Regions from separate parts of the Mus musculus genome. Here region 2 is linked to region 1. The links are chromatin loops, found by intact Hi-C in ENCODE. Cell type or tissue: heart. All regions are shown on one strand. Each heading gives the region's core, and the rest is flanking DNA. Links, peaks and the distances in the headings are about the cores only.

What was found. Hi-C counts contacts between places; a loop is a spot of excess contacts. Peaks named below come from ENCODE experiments on the same cell type or tissue, not always from the same donor. Only the 100,000 strongest peaks of a DNase experiment are listed, where the experiment ranks them.
Region 2: it touches region 1 in a loop (4-fold over the local background); 5 of 42 quality-filtered maps call a loop at or near these places.

Annotation. Positions count from the first base shown.
Region 1 is chr1:81,685,690-81,691,076 of GRCm38, forward strand. No RefSeq gene overlaps it. Among named protein-coding and RNA genes, the nearest start is that of Mir6344, 440 kb to the right of the region's middle. In heart, for the core only: a CTCF peak has its summit at 3,220 (motif pointing right); no DNase peak of the experiment used is centred there.
Region 2 is chr1:82,437,876-82,443,262 of GRCm38, forward strand. It overlaps Rhbdd1 (rhomboid domain containing 1), which reads left to right. Exons shown (of 7, transcript NM_029777.3): 7 at 4,988-5,387. The coding sequence ends at 5,079. Among named protein-coding and RNA genes, the nearest start is that of Gm46095, 69 kb to the left of the region's middle. In heart, for the core only: no CTCF peak of the experiment used is centred there; a DNase peak (open chromatin) is centred at 2,446.

The DNA of each region.
Region 1 (5,387 bases), core at 182-5,181:
AAAAAGATGGAAGAAAGATAGTCACGATACATTTATTGTCATCTCTGTTCCCAGTGAGAATTTAGGCAGACTAGCATTTTCTGGTTTAATCGCCATTGTTTTGATTGTGTGCATTTCCAGCAGTTTCCATCCAACAAGTAGTGAGGAAGGAGAGGAGAGCAGAAACAGAACAAAGTAAAAGAAGAGACATAGGAGGTGCAAAGAGAGAGATGACCATTCCGCCTAAATAAATAAGTCTACCTCACTCTGCCATTAGCAGGATGGTATTTACAGCCTAGAACATCTTTTTCTTGCATGGTGAATGCTCTCTGGTGCTTCCCTCTCTAAATTAAACAGTCTAGAGCTGAGTCAGTCAAGCAAGAAAACTAAAAGACAGTATGTCTTCCTCCCGCTCCTTTGCTGTAGGACGCATCATCACACAGAAAACATCCCTACTGTCCATGATCACAGCTGTCTTGTCCTCTTACTCTTTGTTGTGCCTTGAACAGACCTTTTCTTTTTGTCTTGATTTGCTCAACCCAAGGACACTCAAGACATAAGGAATGGTTGTTGATGTGTTGGAGTAAAGTTCTTCCCTATGGAAAGCTGCCACTAATTCTCCAATGGAATCTGTACTGACGTGGTTCTCAAGCTTCTGGTAGGGAGAAGAGGGTCTTCCTTGCAGGAGTGGAATTCCAGTGCAGCGCAGGTAAAGTGGGCAAAGGTTTGGTTCAGTAGTATGAAGCCATAATTCACCATCTTACCTCATCTCATCTTTTAATTTCAGACGTGTGATGTACATTTTTTTCCTTCCACCCTAACTCTGGTAAGTGCAGTATGATTCTAAATCTTCTGTGAAATGCTATCCAGGACAAAAATAGATTTTTTTTTCATAAGAAAATTTACTTTCTCTTAGAAGGAAAATATAATTTACTTTTATTTGTTTGGTTTTTTTTTCAAAATTTTTATTAGATATTTTCTTCATTTCCATTTCAAATGCTATCCAGAAAGTCCCCTATGCCCTCCCCCCACCCTGCTCCCCTACCGACCCATTCCCCCTTCTTGGCCCTGGCATTCCCCTGTACTGAGGCATATAAAGTTTGCAAGACCAAGGGGCCTCTCTTCCTAATAAAAAGACAGGCTCCTAGGGGACAAAAATCTCCGTGCCTCAGCCTCCGATTACAATAGGACAAAACTGAACTGACTTATCTTAGATTCAAAGGTTACTTACCAAACATAGTATATCTAGATTTTTTCTAAAAAAATTATTTAAAATATGAGAGTATTAATAAGAGCATAGTTTTATTTGAAAAAGAAATTTAATATGTGTGTGTCTGTCACCTTTGGACAAAGATTTTCATCTCTATAATACAATTACTTTACATTCATTGTTTCCTCTTAGCTACTAAGCTTAACCTATACATGCCATCTATTTATGTTACTACTTTTATAATTCTCAAGGCTACCCAAATTTCAGGCCAGGAGATGCTGCAAAGGTTAAGCATGCTTGCTGTCATTTTGAGAAACCAGAGCTCTGCCTACACCACCCCCATCAGGCAGCTCACCTGGAACTCCACTTCTCTGGTATGAAAAGCCCTCTTCTAGTCTCTGCGGAAACCCCCAATACAAGAAAGGACACACAGACACATACATACATACATACATACATACATACATACATACATACACACACAATACACACAAATTAAATAAATCTTTATAAAATAATACTCAAACCAAGTTGAATTTTAATTTATACTTTGTAATAAAACCACAGGCATGGTACACCTAGGAGGATCTATGATTCAAAGACAACCAAGTGAACTTATTTGTTTATCTCCTCTATTGCCTACTTGGATGTTTCCAAAGAAGCTGAAACTTTTTGGAGTGCTGAAAAAAATACAGATGTTTTCATCTGCCTCTCCTTCACTATTTAAGAATTTGTAACAAAATGTTTGAAAGCTACATGACATCAGAGAAACTGCTGGAAGTCTTACCACTTCTGAAATACCCAAGAAACTTCCAAATCCAAATAACACTTCCATTGTATAAGACACTGGGGGCTAGTGGCACCCAAAGGAGACCCCTGGAGCCCAGCAGTCTCCCAGGCTTTACAGAAGGCACACAGGTATTCTAGGTGTAGAATGTGGGCCTGGAGAATTTATCCAGCCTCCTAATATACCTCCCTCTCCTGAAGAGTAATATTATAGGTGGTACATATTAATGTGTATTTGCAATGCTTTTGGCCCAGGGTAGGGAAAAGATAAGAAGATGTAAAGAAAGCAGAAATCAAAAGTACCTTACCAGTGAAGTGAAATTGAAAGTGGATATGTTTCTAAATCATACCTTCAAAAAAAAAAAAAAAACCATATGTAGAAAAGGCTGATTAGTTTCAATTAGTCTTTGTGTACTTTTGTTTCATATTGGGGGGGAAATGGATTGGGAAAGAAGAGGTGAAAAGAGGGAAGGAGAGAAAGAGAGAGGCAGAGACAGAGTCAGAGAGACACAGAAATAGATGCAGAGACAGACAGAGACATGCAAAGAGATAACTCACAAGTCTTGGTTTACCTTCTCTGCTGGAATTTCTTGAAGATCATTAATTTAACAGAGTAACAATAATTACATTGATATTGATGTTATGCATTTTTCTGATTGCTTCCCACCACTCATAATTTTATTTAAAAAAATTCCTGATGTGATTTAGCTCTAAGAAATGGTGTACCTATTACACTAAATTGCCAGGCAACTACTATAAACCCACATATGCATCAGACCTTTTCATTGAGGTATACATTTCGGGTCATGGACTCTTAAGATACTTAGCCTTGGCCTTATTTCCATGGTAACTTATTCTGGAAGGTTTAATGAAAGGAGCTAAATTCAACTGTCAAAGCTTCTCACATCCATCACTCTTATGTATTGAATAGAAACATTCTTTCAAAAAAATATTTGGTTATCTGTCTCTCTGTAGGTGCATGTGTATTCAGGGGTCCACAGAGTCCAGAAGAGAGGGTCAGATCTTCTGGGTCTGTGGTTATGGATAGTTATTAGTCATCTAATATGGGTGTTGGGAACTTAACTCACATCCTCTGCAACAGCAGCTAGGCCTCTTAACAGCCAGCTACCTCTCCAGAAACATGTTCCATAAAGCTTAACTAAATTTATTCCTTATTTTTGTTTTATGTATACGAGTGTTTTTGCTTGCTTACATTGTATTTGTCCCATGTTTATCCCTAGTGCTTCAGGAGAGCCAGAAGAGGGCATCAAATCTCCTGGAACTGAAGTTATGAATAGATGTGGATGCTGGAGAAAGAATTAGGGTCTCCTACAAGAACAGCAAGTATTCCTAACCACTGAACAATCTCTCCAGCCACAAGACATTATTCTTTGTTGATTTGGCCTCCTACACAAAACTTGATTCTTTCTCTGTTTTCCGTTGTTTCCTCTATCTCAACCCTTGCTTAAACTGTACTCACTTAAAATATCATAATCTTTCTTATTTTAACAAAAGGCTCATTGGTGTGTTTATGTTTCCACACATCTGGTAAGTGGAAATACTGATGGCTTTTGTTCCAGGATGTTTTTTTGCAAGGATGTTGGTCAATCCACCAGTCTAGAAATATACAGAGATGGTCTTCCTCTGGAACACAGCCCAAGATCTTCTCTAATGTAACCTACTGCTTATGAAGACATCAAGTGGATCTCCTGTAACGTATCTCCATATGTAAACTGAGGCTTAAGACACTGGGCAAAGAAAATTCTGACATTCTTGTTGTTTCTGCTTATTGAAATAATGCCTTCCCCTATTTTCTGTCAGCATTGGGGAGACCAAAGAAGGTTAACCCATCAGCTCACAATAGGCAAATCTCAGACTCCTCACAGTTCCAGACAAAGCATCAATACTTTGCTTATGGCACACTTGAAGGCTTGAAAGCCCCTCAAGCTTTCAATGAAAATAAGCCTCCTTGCAGTAAATAAAGATATTGCTATTCCTCCCTCCCAGGTAGTCTAACTTTTAGGTCTGATTTAGAAACTCTGAACCTATCTTTATCTGTTTAAATGAGGTTCCCAATAATAATTCATTCTGGGAAGATAAAATAACTAGAAACTATCATACCACTACTCCAGGTAAAATACTCAACATTCAATAGGTAACAATGATTAGAGTAGTTATAGCATCTTTAATATATACTAATGCATTTTCCTCTTCCATATCTGAAAAACAATGGAAAAATAGTTTTAAAGGACTAAAATGTTAATTTTATTACTGATAAGGAACAGATCAGAAAATACAGCTTTGGTCTACCACCCAGAGAATCTGCAAGTCAACCCCTTGAGTAGACAAATTAACCATGTGGTCTCAGGCAGAACTGAAGTAGTATTGACTTCCTCATACTTAAGGGTGTTTTTATTCATATGAGTCTTAAGGATGATTTTTAAAACTTTATTATGACTTTTGGCTTAAAATGGACAATGGTAAGAAAATAGTAATAGAAAGTAAGATAATAAAGTTTTGAAGTTAGAAATTGGATAAGATAATTGTATCTGATCTTCATCCTTCACCTTCATCACTAAGATAAAGAATCTCTTCTCAACTTGTCTCATGACTTGGAGATGTTAAGAAAATTTCTAAAGTTCATGAGGTGAATAAATGTTAAAACTCAGATTTCCAACTCTAGGTCCCTATTGCATTTTCAATGGGAACAGGAAGATGGTAGTTTCACTAGAGGAGAGCCATGAAACAGACATAGGAAGATGATAAAATGACAGAAAAGAGAAGATAGAGCACAGAATACGGTTTCGTTAATAATGTCGATGCAAAAATTATTTAAATCTAGAGGGAGTTAAATTGTCATCATTCCTCATTTTAATTTATTGAGACCTCAATGATTCCTGACCCCACAGAATACAACAGAGTTGAATAAACCCTATAGCTGCATTGGAAGCAGACATAATTTAGTGAGTGATATGAGCCTATATAAATCCATAATCAATTTGACCATTGTCATCCTAAAGTCCAGTGTGAGGATGGCAGTGAGAACCACTGGATGCAAACATATACTGGTAGGAAGAGAAGTGGGACCCAAGAGAATATTTGTTTTTGTTGGGAACAGGGATTGTCACATGATTAAATTTAGTTCCAATATGAAGTTACCATCATATACTGTTGAATATATGTAATGCACTATGAAGTGTGATGCAGATAGAGTGACAAAATGAAGTTAGCTTCCAGTGTAATCCAACAGAAGCACGTGATAACCCAGGGATGTTTCATTAGCATCTGGCATAGGTCTGTCCAAACTCTAACCTTTGGCATATGCCTTATATGAGGTTCACTGGGGAAGTAGTGTGACCACACCTTGGCAGGTTCTTGCATGTGGCTGGAGGGCAGTGCGTCACAGGGACCT
Region 2 (5,387 bases), core at 205-5,204, 750 kb after region 1:
CCCCCCCGTCCAGCCCTCCAATTTAAGGAAAAGATATGATCCCATCCCGTGACTTCACAGTAGTATAATTTGAATGGCGTGAGTGCTTGGCTCATGTGCAGATCTGTGCACTCCAGCAAACTAAACACCCCTGTTTACACCAGTGGTGACTAGTAGGGGAATGGCAGTCAACTCACAAGCCTCTTCAGCAATTTTGATCCGGAGAAAATTGCTTCCCTTCCTTTAGCCATAAAATAGACAGGTTACTGCATTATACATAAGGGTAGAAAACTGAAATTTTTCCATCAAGAACCACAGATCAATAAATTGTATGAACTCACTACTGGTGCTGTAATCTAGCGAAGTCATCTTAAACTGAGCAGTGTTCCTGAGGCTCTTTGAAGCATGCCTACTCTTTCTCTGAGTAAGATTGGGGTCTGACCTCCATTTACAGGGACATGGGGTGAGTCTCATAAATACTAATATTCTTTGCCAGGCTCTTCAGAGCCGGACCATTTCATTCGGGCCTATAAATGGTCAATGTGTGATTTAACTAAATGGAAGAAAGGTCCATACAGGACACTTGGACTTTCCCAACAGCCCCAAGGCTCCTCCATCTTCCAAAAATGTACTGCTCAGTGATGTATGTTAGTTACCTCTTGCTATTCATTTCTTAGAAAGCAAAGTTTACTAGCTAATAGCTCCATACATCTACAAATCACTGCTACAAGCACTCCCAAACACAACTGGACTCTTTCATTAAGAAGTTACTAATTGAGGATGGACAGATGTCTCAGTGGTTAGAGTACTAGCTACTTGTCCAGAGGACCCAGGTTCAATTCCCAACACCCACATGGCAACTCACAACTATCTGTAACTGCAGTTCTAGAGGTACCCCACTCATACACGGGCATGTATGCAGGCAAGACATCGATGCACAAAGGATAAGTTAATATGGTTTTTAATTATTTAAAGTTAACTAATCTTGAGATTTTATTTTGTGTATGGCATCAGTTCTCTTCAAACACAGACATTATGTATGATTCCTGATGGTATCAGGGATTTGACAAGCGGTTATTACATGCTGTTAAGTAATGTATATGCACCGTCCATTGCTCTGAGAAGTCTCCCAAGGAAGCCACCCTCACCATCCCATTTCATAAACTGGGAAACTAAGACCAACATAAGGGAAGCTTCTGTAGCTATAAATCATCAACCTTCCCAGTGTGGCCTTTAACACGGATCCTCACATCGTGGTGGCTCCATCCATAGATGACTTTGTTACTACTTCCTTAACTGTACGTTTGCTACTGGTATTGTAATGGAGCAAACTGATATGCAGGATATCTGATATGCAGTTCACGGCCCTCATGTTGAGAACAGCTGTATGATTACTGTATTGATATGAAAGAGAAAGGATCTTGTCGGCCTGTTATATTCCAGAGCAGTGGAAGGCCAACAGCCCCCTTGGTCAGCAGCTCCCCTCATACAGGAACCAACCAGGGCCTGCTTCATGAAGTGTCTTAGGTGGGGCATGTCCATGAATCCCAGACAGACCCAGGCAACCAGCTCTGAATCTCCACTAGCAAGTTCCCTTTATGAAACTGGAGACGTCTTCCACCCATATGAAGCAAGCCCAGGCCCTGTGCTTATCCCTAAGAAATGTGAGCTTATACCAGAGACTGAGATGCTTTGAGACATGCCCGCAGGTCCCTGAACAGAGAGAACAGTAGTAGATTATGTAGGTGGTTGGAAACCACAGAATCGTGCTTAAAAATCAATGCAAAGGAAGGGACTGGATGGCAGAGTGGACCAGAGCCTTGTCCCGGCACCGTGCTGACCCGCAGCACACACAGCAAGCAGCAGATGGATAAGTAACACCTGACTTAAAATTCCTCTTAGAATATCAGAGATTTATTTACATTTGAAAGCTGCTTTAAAAACTAAATATTGTCAGGAGTGGAACAGTGTGTGGATCCTGAAATAAGTAATTCAGATAGGAGGGTAGTTACCAGAAATTGAGTTTGAAGGACTTTTAAAACTACACAGAACGTGAGGCCTGAGTTGATACTGTAGTGCTGATAGGAACTATAGCACTGTGGTGTTCTTATAGAACCAAACTACTCTGGTTTGTATTGGAACTTAATGAAACACGAGGTGGTATTTTAGACCTGTGTCTTTGATATTAACTAGGGCTTATGAGTGTTGTGGGCTTAGACTGGACTCCCTGTTCCTCTGTGTTCACATAGCAGTGCGTCCACATATCCATGAAGGGAAGCAGGTCAGACATGGTGAGAAGGCATGGGGTTCAGTGGTTCAGAAGTGATGGCAGTTGGGTAGGTTGTAAGAGGTCAGAAAACTTTGGCTCCAGCATGGCTCCCATCTGTACTGGCCAAGTGACCTGAGTTGTCTTGCTAACATGTCACTGTCTTTTAATTGGCCCATCAGTGGAACTGGAATGACAAGATTGGGAACAAAAGCTGAGTGAAACACGAGCCCTTGAAAGGGCTCTATAAATAAATGGAGTGACTTTCATACCTCTGAGTGGATAGGGTTGGGAGTTCTCTAGTCAGTGTGTGACATTTCTTCTGTTGGCTAAGCCTTGGTTATCCTTGAATGCCCTGCAAATGAGTCTAGAGAGAGGGGGAGAGGGAAGGGGAGGGGAGGGGAGGGGAGGGGAGGGCACTGCACCTGTGGAACCCTCATCCTCTGCCCGCTAACTCTTTGCTTCTTCTTTCTGTCATGAAAACATTAGTCCTCCCAAAGGCAATTATGGATCCTCCCATAGAAATACAACAGAGAACACTGGTTTCCTTGAAGAACTTCCCACTTGCTCTGGTTTGTGGCCTATGGCCTGGTGGCAGCTCTGCCACGTTGAAGCTGCTCCCGATTCTCCCACAGCTCATTCTGGGTCCTTTTCCATGTGCAGTGCGCTGTCAAAGACTGATTGGCCTGTGTTCATAAGTGCAATTAAGAATTCCTTGTTAAAAAGCAGCCATAAACAGCAAAGTAGGATTTGGATCTGATTACACAAAGCAATTTTAAGCAATAAAGTGGTGTTGATTTGATTCATGTATTTGCCATTTCAAAAATGCACCCTTTTGAACAAAGACAAATCCCTCTGTAAAGACTGCAAAACTGTATCCTGTGAAACTTTAAATCCTGAAGATTCATAAACTGTTGATGGTGAAAGTTCCTAAGTGTGTTTATTCTCTGTCATCTTTGGTCTAGGTTAAGACAGTGACATATGTTCTGCTGTACTAAAAGGCCATGAAGTAAAGGATCATTGTCAGGGATGAGATGGGTACACGGCCTTTCCTAGTCGCTTTGGTTGTTCACGTCAAGATGTAATGCACAGGCTTAAGACAATGGTCTTAGTATCTCTACAGGAGAGGAAGGACCATTAGAAGTAAGCATTGGCATCCCTGGAACAATACAGACACAAAATCATACAAGTGTCTTGACTTCCTCTTGTGAACTTCTCTTTGACAACTGAAATTCCAGTCATGGATTGAACTGACTCTTCAACCCCTGATTTCAGACATCAATTTCCCCGATTTCTCTTATACCTCACTATAGCTGTGATAGTCCCCACCCCATCCCCGGCTTTGTCAGCTTGAACATAAATGAGATGTCTTTGAAAAACACCCACTTGTGGAGAATAAGCAGGAAGGATCACATGCCCAAGGGTTGAGTGCATGCCCACTTGCTCATTCAGAGGGCACACTTGTCCCTCTTAAGAACCCTGCCATCTGGCCAGAGAGTCCAAAGCCTTTGCTCCCTGAATCAGCCACGTCAGCCCTCAGTTGTGGTGGATGATGTCTAGCCACAACATCGCCCTGGAAATCATAAGCAAGTGCTATTAAGACCCTGCTTATTTGACAGCAGCTATGTATTTAGGACTGATCCGGGTTCTGAGGGGTGAGAAGTATCAGAGATGTCCCCTATCACCTCAAGAGCCTCTGTCCCTGATAGGAGAGAGCAGAGGTGCGCACAGATGCCAACACTATCTGGCAGAATGTGGCAGCTATTGAATGAAGACAATTTAACAGAGAATGGCTGACCGCTAAAAAGTTGGTATTAGGGGAGGACTTCAGGGCTGACCTAAAGTTGGAAGAGGGAATGAGACTCTGGAGGTACAGGAGATGAGAGAAAGATTCATAGCCAGTTAGTAGGGCTCACAGATCCAGGAGTGAAAAGGTATAGCACTTTCATATCCTCCGCTGGATAAACCATGAGGGTTTAAGATCAAGGAGCATGTGTCTTTCAGACCATGCCTCCACATACCAGCTGACGTGCTTCGACACTCATTGACTGTATTCTATGTCTACAGCCTGAAGAGCCTCCCTCTCAGTCATGTGACATGTAGTTATTGTGCTTATATTGTGTGTGTCAGCTAGCAAAGTGTGTGTGTTTGGTAGGGGAGGGACACAGGGTGTAATGAGTTGCTATAGGCTATTGGCTTGAGACATTGTGTCACACTGCCACTGGGTCAGTTAACTCTGCTCCTGATCTCCATTGTGTGTACCACCCTTCACCTCCAGAGAGGTAGGACTCAAGTGTCTCAGCCAGGTGTGCTTCTGATGCCCAGACTGGCAGTACCAGCAGTTTACAGGGAGGAAAGGGGAGGCCAGCCAGCATAGATAGGAGTCGGCTATGGAGGAGTTAGTTGAGTTGGTCGTTAAAAAAAAAAAAAAAATGAAAGCAGCCCTTAAGACACGATGGATATCATGGAGCATGGTAGAACAACAAAGTCAGCGTGGACTGAGACTGAATCAAGTTAAGCTCATGGACCGAACCACGCTAAAAACTTTTACTCTGTGTCGAAATTAGTATTAACAGCTAGAGTTGAAATCTCTGTGTTATGTGTCTTTTTAACGTTGTAATAAAGATGACACCAAAACAGCTGGTTTTCTCTTCTTGGTATCCTATGGAGCACAGCGCCTTGTAAATGTCAGAACAATGGATAGGCAGTGTGTCATTTCCCTTGTTTGCCTTCTCTTTGCAGGAAATACCAGAAATGGTCCAATGCCATATGGGTTCCGGCTCCCACCAGAAGAAATGAGGAGACAGCGTCTTCACAGATTTGATGGCCAGTGATATGGCACCATGCAGGGGAAGTCCAGCTGTGCGATTGGAGCCCGTTCACTTAACTCCCCAAGCCCCTAATTGGTTTTAAACAAAAGAAGAGCACAGGGTTACTGTTGCAGGTCACTCTTGTCTGCCATGAACAAGTACTCCATGGCCCCTGTGTGCCCAGATGCACAAGCCCAGCTGACATGTCCCAGGAAGCCCACAGCCTTCCCAGAGTGGCCTGTCTAGCCCCGTGATCGCTCCTAAACCAAAGGTCACCTCTTCAGATGGGACCAATTTCCACTTTTCTCCTTCCCTCCAGACTCAGTGGCTTA